2 separate regions of the Homo sapiens genome follow, and region 1 is linked to region 2. A link is a loop called in an ENCODE intact Hi-C map of the cell type or tissue named here. Cell type or tissue: dorsolateral prefrontal cortex. All regions are shown on one strand. Each heading gives the region's core, and the rest is flanking DNA. Links, peaks and the distances in the headings are about the cores only.

Region 1 (7,535 bases), core at 2,002-6,001, 640 kb before region 2:
GTTAGAGTTTTGTCACTTGCAGCAGAAGGAATCATAACTAATACAGTTATGGGAAGTTATGTTTGAGGAAAGGTGTCAGGTAATCTATAAGATGGAGAGGCTGAACTATAAACAGAGCAGGTCCTAAAACTCCAGTAGGCACGCTTTCTCCTTTTCTTGAAATCATAAAACACTACAATTGACATGGCATATATCACACATTGCCTTGAACTGCAATTACAGTTCTTGTATGGTAGGTACAAATTTCACAACCATAAAACTCCGGTGTGCAGAAATGTAACTTTCTTTATTGTTTTATAATTGAGCTTAATTTAGCTCACAAACCCTCATTTCTGCTAATGGTAGGGAACTTAATCTTGCCAATTCCAGGCAATTCTGTCAGTCCTGGTTTAAAGCTCTGTATCTTTCAATTACTTTAGGATTCCAAGTTCCTCTACTCCTTTCTTTTTCCCTAAGGTGATCTGTGTTCTAGCAAACATGGCAAGGAGGCAAATGTCTGGTCTGGGAGTTGACCTCGGGCCAGTGGGCAACAGGCTGTAATTGGTCCAGGAGAGCTGGGCACTCATCCTTGTTGGCTCTGTCCCCACCCAGTTCTTAGCTCAGCTTCTGCAGATTCAGCCATGACTTTGTCTAGTTCCTAGTTTGGGCTGCCCACATAGTCCCTGGCCTTACATCATGGTCACCTCCCTACCAGGCACACCAGCCCTCAATTCTCAGCTCCCTTTGGCATTCGAATCCAACGTTTGGGGACTTCTGGGTTTCCACATCCTGCAGGAGTGAGGGTGTTGGGAGGATGGGTCCTCTCGGCATCCTGTCTGCCTGAATCATCTCTGCTCCCATTTCTGCATTATAGGAACCAACTGTGATGGTTAATTTTATGTGGCAACTTGATTGGGCCAAGGGACGTCCAGATATCTCACCAAACATTCTTTCTCCACAGTCTGTGAGGGTGTTTCCGGAAGAGATTAGCATCTGAATTGGTGGACTGAGTCAAGCAGATGGCCCTCTCCAATGTGGGTGCAGGCCACCCAATCTGTTGCAGGCCTGAGTAGAATAAAAAGGTAGAGGAAGGGAGGGTTCTTTCTCTGTGTCTTCTTCTGACTGCTTGAACTGGGACTTTGATCTTCCATCCTCAGCACTCGTGGTTCTCAGCCTTCAGACTTGAAATGGAAATCACAGCACCAGCTCTGCGCTTCTCAGGCCTTGACCTATACCATTGACTCCTGGGTCTCTAGCTGTAGGTGGCATATAATGGGACTTCTCAGTCTCCACGATTGAATGAGTCAATACTGTATTATCTATCTATCTATCTATCTATCTATCTATCTATCTATCTATCTATCTATCTATCTATCTATCTGTCAGTCATCTCTGTGTGTGTATATCCCCTATCTGTTTCTCTGGAGGGCCTGCCTAATATAATACACCACCATATGTGGCTCAGGAGGCAGCTTCCTCCTGGATATTCAGGAAAATCAGTTCTGCTCTTGGACCCTCAAGCCCTCAAACCTGCTGGGTGTGATCTCAAGGGAGGGTGCAGGCCTCCCCCTCCTCTCACCTTGCTTGCTTCCCTCCTGTGAGATCTGCAGCTCCCACCCAGGAGGGCTATTGTCCTCACCATGTGCCGTGGTTTGTTGAGCTCTTTGCTCTGGGACCCTCCTGGCTGGCTCTTGATGTTTCTTGAAATACAACAAAAGATCTTTTTCCTCTCACCTGTCTGGATTTTATAAATGAAAATCATGGTCTTTAAGACCATGCCTCCAAGACCAATTAAGACCATGTCTCAATTGCCAGAAATTCACTCCAAAGGTCCAAGTTCCAGAGTTTAAATACATGTACTGGCTTCCTCATTGGGTCAGCTCTTCCCTGCTGCCACAGGCCTCAGACTTGCGGTTTTGCTTTAGTGGAGGAAGCACTGCAGGGCAGAGACAAGGAAAAGAGTTCCAGAGAAGGAAAGCCACTTGGTACTATTTCACAACAGGATCTGGCTCAGTGAGCCACAGCTACTCCTCCAACCACAGAAGCGCCTCCAGTCTTGCTCCCCATGTGGGATGGCCATTGCTGTGGGGTTTGCAGGTTGCTTGACACCTTTGTGGAGCCAAACTCCACCAGCGCTACTGAGAAGTGCAGCTAGTAGAAGGAACTGTCCCTTCCAGCTTAACTATCCTTTTTTTAAGGCCAGTTGGCCCCAGGTGGTCATTGTTCTTTTAGCCTCTGAAAGTTGGCCTCAGTGTTTTATTTCAGTAGCTTCTTGTCAATAAACCAACACTGAGTTCCCTGCAGTGTTGGCCTAGGCTGTGGTGGCCCCTGTGGGACTCCTAACTCATCCTCAGTGCTGTGAGTTGAATGGTCTGCCATAAAGATGTGTTGAAATTCTAGCCCCTGGTGGCAGTGAATGTGACCTTGTTTGGAAACGGTCTTTGCAGATGTGATTAGTTAAGGATCAAGATGAGATCTTGCTGGATTAGGGTGTTGCCTGAACTTAATGACTGGTGTCCTTATAAAAAAAGGAGAGGACACACAGAGACCCAGACTCACAGGGAGAAAGCCACACAATGATGGAGGCAGAGCTGGCAGTGAGGCATCTACCGGCCAAGGGACACCAGGGACTGCTGGGAGCTGCCAGGAGCTGGAAGAAGCAGGGAGGATCCTTCCCTGGGGACTTTGGAGGAGTGTGGCTCTGCTGACACTTTGACTTTGGACTTCTGACCTCCAGAACTAACAGAGAATAGGTTTCTCTTGTTTTAAACAGAAATGTTTGCTTCTTTAGTGCGACTTTGTTCCAGCAGCCCTAGGAAACACTCAGGAACCTCAATCATGACCCATTTCTCTGCACTCAGTCCTAGGTTCAGACACTCTAAAGGCTTGAGACATTGCAGGGATCCAGAGGCTGCTAAATAGAGAGTGGACCCCTCCTAGGTCCCCTTTCCTGGGCTGGTGTCCCCAGCTGTTGTGAGTCTGGGCTGCTGACAGCTCAGACGGCTGTCCTCTTTAAGAAGTTTCCCCTGTGGAACAAGAGCTGCCTCACCCAGGAGGCTTCACAGCACCCCTAGTGGGGTGGGCAGCCCACAGTCAATGACTGGTTGGCATGGGACAAAGGCTGCTCTCCTTGTGCAAATGGGGTGCAGTTCCTTGTTCCTGAGCTCTCTGTGGGGTCAGGCTGAGGGTCCTGGCTACCCCCTCCCTTCCAGTGGGTACAGTGCTCCATCCTCTCTGTGCCTCCGAGGCCTGGCTCAGGTTTGGCCTCTAGCGAAGCTGACCTATCACCATCAGATTGGAACTCCCTGAGGGTAGGGCCTATGTGCTTAGTGGCCCTCTCCTTTGCTGGGTAAGGTGTGGCCTAAGGCAGGGATTCTTAATCTTTAATGTGCATGTGGAGAGCTTATTTAAACGCCTCTTCCTGGGCCTAACTCCAGAAGAGTCTGGTCCCGAGAACTGGCATTTCTAATCAGCTCCCAGGTGCTGCTGCTGCATTTTGAGACTTACTGGCCTAAGCTCTGTGGATTAATGGGATCTTGTCGGGTCGGGGCAGGCCTGGTGACCGAGAGGACAAGCACACCAGAGGTCCACAGACATTTGTTTGCATGTGGGATTTTTGAGGCTGGGCAGAGAATGTAAGGAGTGTGTGTGCAGGGTTGGGAGTTGGTAGGAGATGAAGAATCTGTTGTGGTGTTTTCAAAGGTGGATTCCTGGGCCCAGTCCCCTGGCCTGTGTCTAAGCTCTTAGGAGTGAACAGTTGTGGGTAGAAGCCTAAGGAATTGTTTATCTCGAGATCTTTTTGAGATGGAGGGGTCCCAAAAGCCATTCCATTAGGCAGAAGAGGCAAAGCTTGACTAAGAGAAGAAAATTCTCACATGTGTGTGCCTGCACCTGTCACTGCATGTATGTGTGCGCCTGCACCTGTCACTGCATGTATGTGTGCATATGCAGTCATGTACATATGTGTGCCTGCATACATGCACCAGAGCACGTGCATGTGTGGCCCCAGGCTTGCTGAGTGCTTTCTGCTTTACTTGGGCAAGGCAGAGCCACCACCAGCTGCAGTGGCTTCCCACACAAAAGCTGAGATAGCCCCACCCTGACACACACATGTGAGTCGTCTCTATTTGAATTCTTCCCTCTGTTGTGCAGCAATCTATTTTTGTATGAGAGCCCTAGACTCATTTGTGGTTCCCGAAAATTTGGGGTTTGCTGTTTCCAGCCTTCCTCTCCTGCAGCGCAGCCGCTGTGCCTGTGTTTCATCTCCCTCTGCCTTTGCCCTGCCGATGACACAGAGGGAAGCTTAGAATTCTCCCTGCTTTGTGGTTCTATTCACCTCTGTGATCAGTTGTTTTGTGGCTATAGTTACTCTACTTTGCAGAAAGGGGATTTGAATTCTTTGGATTCTTTGTTCACAAACAAACCAGTGCCAGAGCCACTGCCTCTTCGCCGCCTGCAAAGTGCGCTGCGCTGCCTGCCAGCAGGGGGCGGGGGTCCATCCTCGTTTCTATCAGATTCCCGGACACGCTGCAAGCTCCGGGGTCCGTCCCTGTGTGTGCCTTCCTCTTTTGTACAAGTTACAAAGGAGGGGCTTAGGTTCAGGGTCGACTTAATCGCATTCCTGTCCCTGGCACATCCCCATTAGCCCTCTGAGATGCTGCTACCGCTACCTTTTCTGTAGTTTTGTCCTTCCTTGCAGCCCCCTCTCCATGTCCCCATCCTCCATTGGTACCTACTCGAACATATTCAACAAGTGTTTGTACCTGCGGGAGATGGGAATGGAGCCCCACCTGGACCCCCTTGCCAGGTGGTGAACCTGACACTCTGCAGCCCTGAGCGTTGGCTGCAGACAGCTCACAGCTGCGGGGGCTGGGGATGGTGACGGCCGCTCTTGCTGAAGGGAGCTGCCAGGCTGAGACTTTGCACACCGCTGGGTGCGGGGGAGTCCCCAAGCCAGTGCTTGTCTGATAGAGGGGACAAAAGGCCAGTCCCCTTACCTCAAGGCGAAGTCCAAGCTGGGATGCGTCAGAGCTCCAGGGGATCTTTCTAGACTTTCTCCAAACCCTTGTTCTCGCTGAGCTGCAGCCTCGCACTATTCTGGGTCCCTCCCTTACCTCCGTTCTCCTGGAAGCTTCCCTTAGCGCATCACACACACCCAAATCCCATCTCAGACTGTGTCTCTGGGGACTTGCATGAAGATGGGATCTGTGTAGAATGTGTAGACTTGTGTGTGTGCACTTGTGCCCGTGTGTGCTTAACACAGCCCCCCATGGACTGTGGATGCCTACTGGAATGATATCCTGGGCACCCACACTCTTCCCTTAAGCACCGTCTGTCTGGGCTCTATCCCTGGCACGATCCATTCATCCAGCCCGCTGCCTCTTCCTACCCATATGTATTCCAGAGGGTGCTACCACATCCTATGCAGCCACTTCTCTAGTGACGACCACTTAGGTGGCCTCTTCCTCTACATCCTCAATGGGCATCCTTGTGCATGGACCCTTGGACTCATGTCTCAGAATCTCCACATGGCCCCTGGGAGTGGGTCTGAGTGATGGGTGTGTGCAAACTTAGCTTCCCAGAGTCCTGCAGATTGCTTCCCAGGGTGCACTCATAGCCCAACAACAGCACACAAGTGTCCAGTTCCCCCACATCCTCTCCTGCGGCAGGGAGGGGCCTGCCTTCCCCTGTGTGCTGTTCTGATGTTAATTTTTCGTTCTGATATTTTTCTGTTCATTGCTAGTGACTTTTAGCATCTCTGCATGTTGGGTGTTGGCACTTCCCCTTTTGCAAACCATCTACTAACTTTTTGTAAAAGATTTATTAATTTTAGATGCTCTGTTTATTCTAGACGTGAATCCCTCGTTTTATACAATGGAAATATCTTCTCTAAGCAGGCTGTCTCTTTCCTTGTTGTTGGCATCCTCTTTCAGCAGAAATCCTTCAGAGTTGCTGCCTTATGCTCTCATCGTTGTATGGAGGTTCTGATAAGACAGCTCATTTCTATTTCACCTGTCTTTTGCTGCAGTCCTCCAGCCAGGACTCAGGTATGAGTCCACAGGGGGCTGTGTTAAAGGACACCGAATTACAGAGACCATCTTCACACAAAATCATGCTTCCCTTTCGTCCTGACCCATAAACCCTACTTTTGCTCCCTGGCCTCTCTTCTGTGAGTGGGAGTGCTTTTTCTAGAGCTTTTCCATTTTTCAGGCAGAGAGACCCCAGATGGGCCATCTCACTAAACCCTGGAGGTGCCGAGACTCACTTGAGCCGCACAGAAAACACATGTCAGCATGCCACGCGCATCCCCTGCCGTAGTGTAAGCAACAGGAGTCTAATTCCTCCATAGCCTCTCTGGAGAGGAACTTTTCATCTTTGTGCGTCTCAATAGGTCCCCAGTCATGCATTGCTGCTCTTATAGCGAGCAAACAATATTCCAGAAAATGCCCAGATGCATACACAGTGCCGAGTAGCACAAGAAGGAAAGTTTTATTTAGTGGGGTCCTCTGGGGACACCTGGTGGGCTCTCTCTGAGGGTTGGATGCATGGGTAGTTGACTCTTTGAGGAAGAGAATTGAGGGGCTGGCCGTGGTTTCCCACATGAATGACTATGAGGGGTCTGCAGACTGGGATCCCAGGGTGGTGGGCACGGACAGCGGGGCTGGCATTGCTGGCAAGACTGGCTCCCAGCCTGACAATTGCCTAGGCCTGGCTTCAGCAAGCTGCTTCTGCAAAGGGCCAGAGAGTAAATATTTTGGGTTTTGCTGGCCATATGGTCTCTGCTGCAGCTATCCAACTCTGCCAATGTAGTATACAAGCAGGAATGGGCACTGTGTGAATGAATGAACGTGCTGGGTTTCAATAAAGCTTTATTTACAAAAACAGGCCAGATTTGATCTGTGGGTCACTGTTGGCTAACTGCCAGCCTATGCTGTTGCATGTGCCTTTAGTGGAGCCGTGAGCTGATATTTTCACAAGGTTCCAAAGTTTCACGGTTGCTTTGGATTGGCTTGAATAAGGCTAAAATCACCAAAACTAAGATGTAGCGGATTTCTGATAATGTTTTCACTATACTAATTATATCTGATATATAATGGAGTGCCCAGGGCAAGATTTAAAATGGGGAGTTGTATGGGCAGCTCACCAGGATGAAAGCAGTTTGTGTTTAAGCTTGCTCTGACCCACGGCCCCAGGGCCGGCTCTACCGCCACCAACTCAAATAAGACTTTTATTACGGGTTAGTCAGAGCACGTAGAACAAATCCGCATTATCTTCAGTGCCCTGAATCAACACCAGTGTAAATGAGTTAGAGGAATGTCCTGGAGCCGAGGTCAGCGACTTTTGGCCCATAGGTCGAATGCAGAACACTGCCTGTTTTTGTGAGTAAAGTTGTGTTGGAACACAGCTATTTTAGTCCACTCGTGTGTGCTGCAAGAACAAAATAACGGGGACTAGGTAATGTATAAAGAATAGAAATGTATTTCTCACCGTTCTGGAGGCTGGGGAGTCCAAGATGAACGTGCCTGCATCTGGTGTCTGGTGATGGACTTCTCGTT
Region 2 (7,535 bases), core at 2,181-6,180:
CAAAAGCCTTCAATAATCTATAGTACACTTAATCTCTCGAATGAGATAAAATATGCCAAATAATTGCTCATCAAAATAAAAGTAGAAGGCCTGGCATGGTGGCTCACCCCTGTAATCCCAACACTTTGGGAGGCTGAGGTGGGAGGATCACTTGAGCTCAGGAGGTTGAGGCTACAGCGAGACGTGATTACACCACCACAGTCTAGCCTGGGTCACAGAGCGAGACCTTGTCTCAAAAAATAAAATTAAAAATAAGAAACAAATAAAATCACGAGACTGTTTAGGAGGGGAACTGTAACCATAATGAAGAAATCAAAAAGCAAGATGAATGTGACCATCTGCTTCCAGATTTTTGAAAACACAGAGTGAAGTTTTAGAAAGTCTGAAGCTTTCAAAATTCCATGATACCAGTTATGACACGGATTATTATTACCACCTAGTATCCTCCTGTCCTGGTTCCAGTTGCTTTCCCAGTGACACATGTCCACCTCCAGGCTCTTTTGGGGAGGTCTCCATAAATGATGGGGTTTTGGATGTTTACTGGGATGGCCCATTTATTTTAAGAAGTGCAAACAGTTCAATAGTGCTTCCTGGGTACCACACACAAAGTGCTTTCTTTTTTCCCATGTGTTATCTCATTCATTCCTCTCATCCACACCAACAGGTAGGTACAATTCTTAATAACATCCCCATTTTATGGAAGAGTAACTCATGTGTCGAGAAGTTAAATAATTTATTCCAGGTCCCAGCACTAGGAAGGGGCACAGCTGGGATTCCAACTACTGGCAGTCTGGCTCCAGAGTTTAAAATCTTAACCACACCCTGCCTCCTGGGAAGACAGAAATGCAAAGCATCTCATATGCAGAGCAGAATGTCAAATTCTACTTCTACAAAGGAAGTTCTGGAATGACTGAAGGCTCATGCCCGTCATCACAGTTACATCTCCTCTTTGCAAGTGCTCTGGTTCCTCGTCGGTGAGTGGGACCCTTGAAGCAGTTATTGATGCCAAAATGGAGAGATGCTAAAGTGACAATTCTGATTTCTAAGCCGATACCCAGTCAATGTTTTAAATAACATATCTGAGACAGAATCCAGTGACTCAGCAACTACTTGTGACGCATTCTAGTTACCATTGAACATTTGGTTCTCTCTAGACACTCTGCTGTCACCAAAACACTGCTATTTCATGCATGAAAACTTGCTTAGCAAAAATATTTTCAAGAAGAACAAGGACAGCTGTCAAAAATCATCATAACCTTTGCAATGTGAGGAATCATAAAATAAGCTGCTGGGTAATCTTTAAGTGTGAGATGGAAACCGGGTATAGCATTCAAAGCTCATAACACAGAATACTACCATGCACACATCCCATATATCGCTTTATGATGCTAATAAACCACACATGCCCATGTGGCTTCACATGAACTCTGCAACTACCACATGGGGCAGGTAAACGGCATTTTACTGGCATGTTCTCAGAAAAGGTGAAAGCATCAATCCATGGTTACTACCCTGTGGCAAAGGAGCTTTTAGACTGGTGTTCTCGCCTTTACAAGATGGGCAACATTCTTCATTTCCTGAGGTCTTGGTACAAGGAAGGTTTTATTCAGTAGTGTGGGTGTGTCTTACACATATTTGTAAGTATGTGTAAATATCAGAAAATGCATATGTAGATATCTGTACATATGTCTATATATATGCTTTCTGTGAATGATTTTCAGATATCTCTTTCTACAGCTATATATATATATATGTGTGTGTGTGTGTGTGTGTGTGTGTGTGTATGTGTGTGTATCTGGACTTTCTTTCTCCTATCAGCCATTATTCCATGAAAAAGAAATAAACTAATACAAAGTAGTAAAATAAAAATTTCTATACATATTAATAGATATATATGTCTTTATTCACTAAGAGGTATATACATCTTTCATTAATAAAGATATATCTATCATTAATAAAAATATATATTCATTAATAGATATATACATACCTATATTTATTCATGCAATTATTCTTCATATAAATATTAAGAAAAGGCTGGGTGTGGTGGCTCACGCCTGTAATCCCAGCACTTTGGGATGCTGAGGGGGGCAGATCACTTGAGGCTAGGAGAGTAAGACCAGTATGGCCAACATGGTGAAACCCTGTCTCTACTTAAAAATATAAAAATTAGCTAGGTAGGGTTGTGGGTGCCTGTAATCCCAGATACTCAGGAGGCTGAGGCAGGAGAATTGCTTGAACCTGGGAAGCAGAGGGAAGATTGCGCCACTACACTCCAGCCTGGATGACAGAGCTGCAGTGAGCCCAGATCCTGCCATTACACTCCAGCCTGGATGACGGAGTGAGACTCTGTCTCAAAATAATAATAATTAATCTTTATTCATGCAATTATTCTTACAGTTACTGGGTTTGAATGAGTGACCTGCGTGGCCTTGCTTAAATGACCACATCCTGGCCTGCTGTGTGGAAAGCAAAGGGATGGGGTTATGATTCCATCAGTACCTTTCAGTCTCACCTGCAGAATCCCTGAGTTTGAAGTATCAGGGATAACTGAGGTACAGGGGAAGGAACTGAGATTTCAGGCTCCACAACTTCAAGCAACTAAAACTCCATCTCTTGGGTTAAACTATAGGCTGCACTTCTGAGAAAGATTTCACTAGGAATTCTCCATCAAAGCAGACGTGAAAATCATTGATCCTGAAGGTTCCTTAGAGCTGTACACTTCTGCCATTGAATTAACTTAATGTTTAAATGTATTGTAATCTTATAAAGAATGGCATCTTCTTATCTATACATCTGAGCAAAACACAGGCAAGCACAATATTGCTGCTTTAATGGAGATATATAATTGTCTAGAAGTCATGTATACTGGGCTGTGATTTATATATCAATGCAAGACTTTGACAAGAGCTGTTGCCTTACTTAGATTAATTTCAGTTAACTGTCAGTATTCAACAATAGTTAAATTCCATTTAGCAGAATTCTAACCTTCAGACTTCATTTTATCAGAATCAATGAGGTTTTACTTAATGTCTTATTTCAGAAGAACATGCTATTCTTTTAAGAAAAATTTTGAATTTGGCTTTACTAATTTTCTCTATAAATATTTTCAACATAGGAAAAAGGTTAAGGATATGAAAAAGGTTAATTTACTATTATTGTAGATTTGTAGCTGCGATAATTTAGAATTATGAATTAATACTTAAATATAAATTTTTAGATACATAACATTAAAGAGATGTCAAATATTACAGTGATTAAAAAATCTTTTTATTAAAAAATGGTAGAATTTGGGTATAAGGAAAATTATTGAAATTTAAAGGACTGTTAATTCAATATCTATCCCTCAGGAACAAAAGATCTATTTGTGGTCCTTAAGAATATAGTAGTTGTCACAATATCCTGATTAGCAGGTTTCTAAACCTTCTAGTGAATAATTATTACAATCACTGCTAATAGATTAAGTGAACTTCATGAACATTTTCTCACTCTGATGATAGGGTCAATTTGTTGTTATATAATCAAACATGATGGACCTTTTGGTCTCACATGGCCAAAGAGAAGGACAATTTTCATTGGTAACAGACATTTTTTGAAGTTCAGTTTTACCAATCACTTACTGCATTCGTCTGTTTACAAAAAAAGAGAGTGATTTCTCATCTGTAAATACCTATTATAATATGGCTCAAGTACCAAACGTGTGTGAGTGGTATTTGAAAGAAAAAAAAATTTGAAATAAAATAAATACAAATAATTTTCAAAGAGGTGCTGCCACCTTTTGGTTGAACTCCCCTGAAGCATTCGCTCATTTCTGAAAATTTGCAATAAAAATGAGAAATGCTTGATGAAAGGACTGTGAAAATATGAGAATAATAAGCAATTCCATTATGTCAGTATTTCTTATTTGGATGGCTCCCAATACTTCTGATAGGTTTCAGAAAAGAATAATTGATATGAAGTGGTTTTTCCAAATGTTAGTATGGCAGTAGAAAGATCCACTTCAGAAATGGAGAAATGTTCCATGCTTTATTGAGGTCAGCCATATTAATGCTATGCCTCTGATACCAATTGAGTCAATAAAAAAGTAATTTTTATTGTATTGAACAAAAGACCACGAAAGATCACTTATACTTTCTGTTCTCAGTATTCCATTCAGACTCAAATCTTTCATTTCATCATTAATTATTTCTCATATCTGTGAATATCCTTTCACCAATGCCATTCTCTAGATATAGGAGGGGTCAACTTTCTCCTCACTGCTTGACTTACAAGTTCTTTAAAATTGCTTTCCTTCCTAAGGAATCAATTTGCCTTAGTGTTTAAAGAGCAGAAGCCCCTTACGAAATCATTTTGCCACAGTGTGGCTACTTTAGTTGTCATCTGATAAATAATTACACTAAGAGTGTGCTTCATGATTTTTAACAACTGTATTTAACTGACTCTGACTTGAAATTGGAAGTCTTTTTTCAGTCAAATGGTCACCTTTATTAATTATCGAAATATGTGGAATGAATAGAAAGATTAGTAATCATTTACTAAATGCCAAATACTTCACTTTAAAACCTCATCTTGAGGAATATTTAGTAGCATTGCTGATATTTACAGTATTTCTTCTATCCCCTTTAAAATAATTATTTATTCAAATTAATAACCTAAAAACCAAAAACTTGCAGTTTCCAAAATGCACCTGTAGCCTAAAAGAATCAAAGCTAACTATGTGAGCCACAGGCTAATTCTAAAGGACTCAAGTCAACTGAGATTTAATCCAGTTTTTGTACTGGCGTCAACCTTGAACTGCCCTTGAGTCCAGATACAAGCTGAGACCATCACTTCCCCTTGAGATCTGCATATGGGGACTTTGGACTCTTGGCTTATTCTGGGCATCTTCACATTCCAGGAGGCAGTGCAGGGCTTCCATCAACGACTCTTCTTTCTCTTGAACTTCTGCATTCCCACCACTCCCTCTCTCCTGCCTCTGGCAGAACAAGGCTTGAAGTTCAGCTCTTAAGTGACTTTTGCAACAGAAAATCACCGAAGTTCTGACTCCAGCAGCTCTTGCTGACATCTGAGGAGGGTGAGGACACCTAGGCCCAATTTCCCAGCTCCTCTCTGCTCCCACTCCCCCCAGTGACTTCTTCACAACCCCTCAACCCAGTGGCCCGAAAGATGCTTCTCCCACAAGAGGACCTGTGTATCTGGCAGTACCTCAAGTCATTGCTATGATGTTGTTATAATTCTTCTCCTTTCCTCACCCCATGCTGTCTCAGGTCTTTTCCATATTTTCTCACTTGATATCCTTTAACATGCTTATTCTGAATCGGGCTACACTAAATACAAGTGAACACAATCCCCCCATTACCTTCCCTTTTGTCTCTCCTTACCTGGATAAAATAGCACCATGAATACTCTGCCAAGGGTATTTCTAAAGTGCATTCATCTATTGCTGTTGTAAGGCATGAACAAACAGTAGAACCCATTGAAAGCCTGTGTCTTGACCTCAGAACAGTCAGGAATGAGTGGTTTCAGGTGCACCAGGCCAGGGCTGGAACCTCACTGCCTGTCAGCACATGCTGTGCAGCTCTGCTACCATTCAGAACTGTCACACTGAGAACATGTTTGGCTTCCATCCTAAAGATCATTTAGGTCATCAATGTTTTATTGTAAGATTTCTTCACAGGACTAGTCCAATTAGAGCTGCTCTTTATGCACATGACGCAGAAAATAGGGGTGTCCAGGGCAGCAGCACTGGTTATATTGCATTCCATCAGAAAATGCACTTGGGGCTGTGGAGTCCCCCTCCACCCTAAGGTAGGAGTGTGTATGAAATATTACACATGTACATGGTGAAGTTGGGAAGGTTCTACATAATCAGGGAGGCAAAGAATCCCTCATTACTGTCAGTAAAAGGAATTTGCCACAAATTTGGCAAATTTTGCATCTACTTGCATCTATTGATGCATTATATTCCTAAAGCCCTACACTCAGTCAGTTGTTTTGAATTCCAAATTCATTTTCCCATAGAAACAGTGGTATATGTTAGTTCCAAGTTCTGCTTATAAGGTTCTTCAACATCAAAGAACACTATTTGGATTACACTAGCCATAAAGCAGGACTGGTGACATGGTGTGAGAGTGGGACTGGGCCCCACACCTGGGAGAAGAAAGAGAGCCAGCCCCTCCTGAGTTCCTGAGTTTTGACTGCCTGATATCGGCATATTACTGGGCTAGGTATTGTGCATCCATTATCTCCTCAAAAATTTGGTCATAGTTAGGGAGTACAGGGTTAGTAAACAGAAGCTCAGAAAAGCCAGGTCCCTTGATGAAGGAAGAATGAAGGTCTGACCAACCACTAGAGCTGGGGCTCAGACTCATGTGGTCTGTCTGTGTGTCTCTAAAGTGAGAAATTCATTCCATTTGAACAGAGGAAGTTCTTCCTCCAGGGTTCTAATCATATTGATTCACTCATGTGACTACTTTTTTTTTTTAATACCATACCAGGTATTTCCAATATCAATGGAAACAAAGATGTCACTTCTGAGTCAATAATATTTGAGGTCTAATGTGAAAGGTGGATGTAATCTACCCACATAAAGAACGATGCAAATAGAAATTATGATGGGTGCTGCAGGAAGGAGTAGGGAGCTGTGAGCACAGAGGGGGCTATGTTAGATTAGGTGGTCATGAAGACCACTTTGAGAGTGGCACTTCAGCTAAGACAGGAATGATATGTTGACATCCATGAGGCAAAGAATGATGTGCGGGGGGGTGGGGGGGGGCAATATGTGCAAAGGCCCTGAGGCACAAAAGAACATGAGGCCTTTTAAAGTACTGAAATATCTGCTGGGGATACTATAAGGGAGTGGAGAGAGGAGAATTAATAGACACAGGCAAAGGTGAAATAAGAGGCTTATTTTCTAGACATTGACTTGTGTGTGTGAATCATCCACGAATCTAGTGTGTATAAGTCAGAAATTACTCATAAATTGGGCAAGAAAAATTAAGAAGATAATTATATGATGTAGGGAAATGGTTTTGTGATGAACTGTACTATCATTTAGCAAATCTGTACTCCTCCCCACCCCACTGCCATGGAATAGGCTTTGTGTCCCACTGACTATGGACTTTGCCAGGTAATGTGATTCAGCCAATGGGATGTGAGAGGATGTGACATGAGGCATCAGATTTTCTAGCCAGGCAGCACATGCTCCTTTACCCTGGGCCCAGAACAACTGCACATCAAAGGGGCCTGAACCCTGTCTGCAAAGTAGAGTCAAACCCAGTGAATGAAGTGCCTGAAATCAGGACTCCCCAGCCAAGAACTGGCAAATTGGAGGTCAGGCACAATGTGCATGATTGTGAGTGTGCAAATAAGTGCCTGGCATTCAAGGCCCCTGAGTTTTGGGGTGGTTTGTTGCCCAATTTTACTGCCACAATAACAGACTAAAGAAAAATTTTAACATTAAAACTAGCCATCACTCTCCCCCACCCCCTCAAACACACATACACATATGCATTTGCAAACAAGCACACACACAT

Evidence for each region. Peaks named below come from ENCODE experiments on the same cell type or tissue, not always from the same donor. Only the 100,000 strongest peaks of a DNase experiment are listed, where the experiment ranks them.
Region 1: it touches region 2 in a loop (3-fold over the local background); 6 of 110 quality-filtered maps call a loop at or near these places.

Annotation. Positions count from the first base shown.
Region 1 is chr5:10,852,754-10,860,288 of GRCh38, forward strand. No RefSeq gene overlaps it. Among named protein-coding and RNA genes, the nearest start is that of CTD-2154B17.1, 69 kb to the left of the region's middle. In dorsolateral prefrontal cortex, for the core only: CTCF peaks have their summits at 4,443 (motif pointing right) and 4,646; DNase peaks (open chromatin) are centred at 4,478 and 4,879; H3K4me3 peaks cover 1,097 bases; H3K27ac peaks cover 1,124 bases.
Region 2 is chr5:11,490,754-11,498,288 of GRCh38, forward strand. All of the region lies in intron 3 of CTNND2 (catenin delta 2), which reads right to left. Among named protein-coding and RNA genes, the nearest start is that of CTNND2, 410 kb to the right of the region's middle. In dorsolateral prefrontal cortex, for the core only: CTCF peaks have their summits at 3,773 (motif pointing left) and 3,974; no DNase peak of the experiment used is centred there; H3K27ac peaks cover 1,417 bases.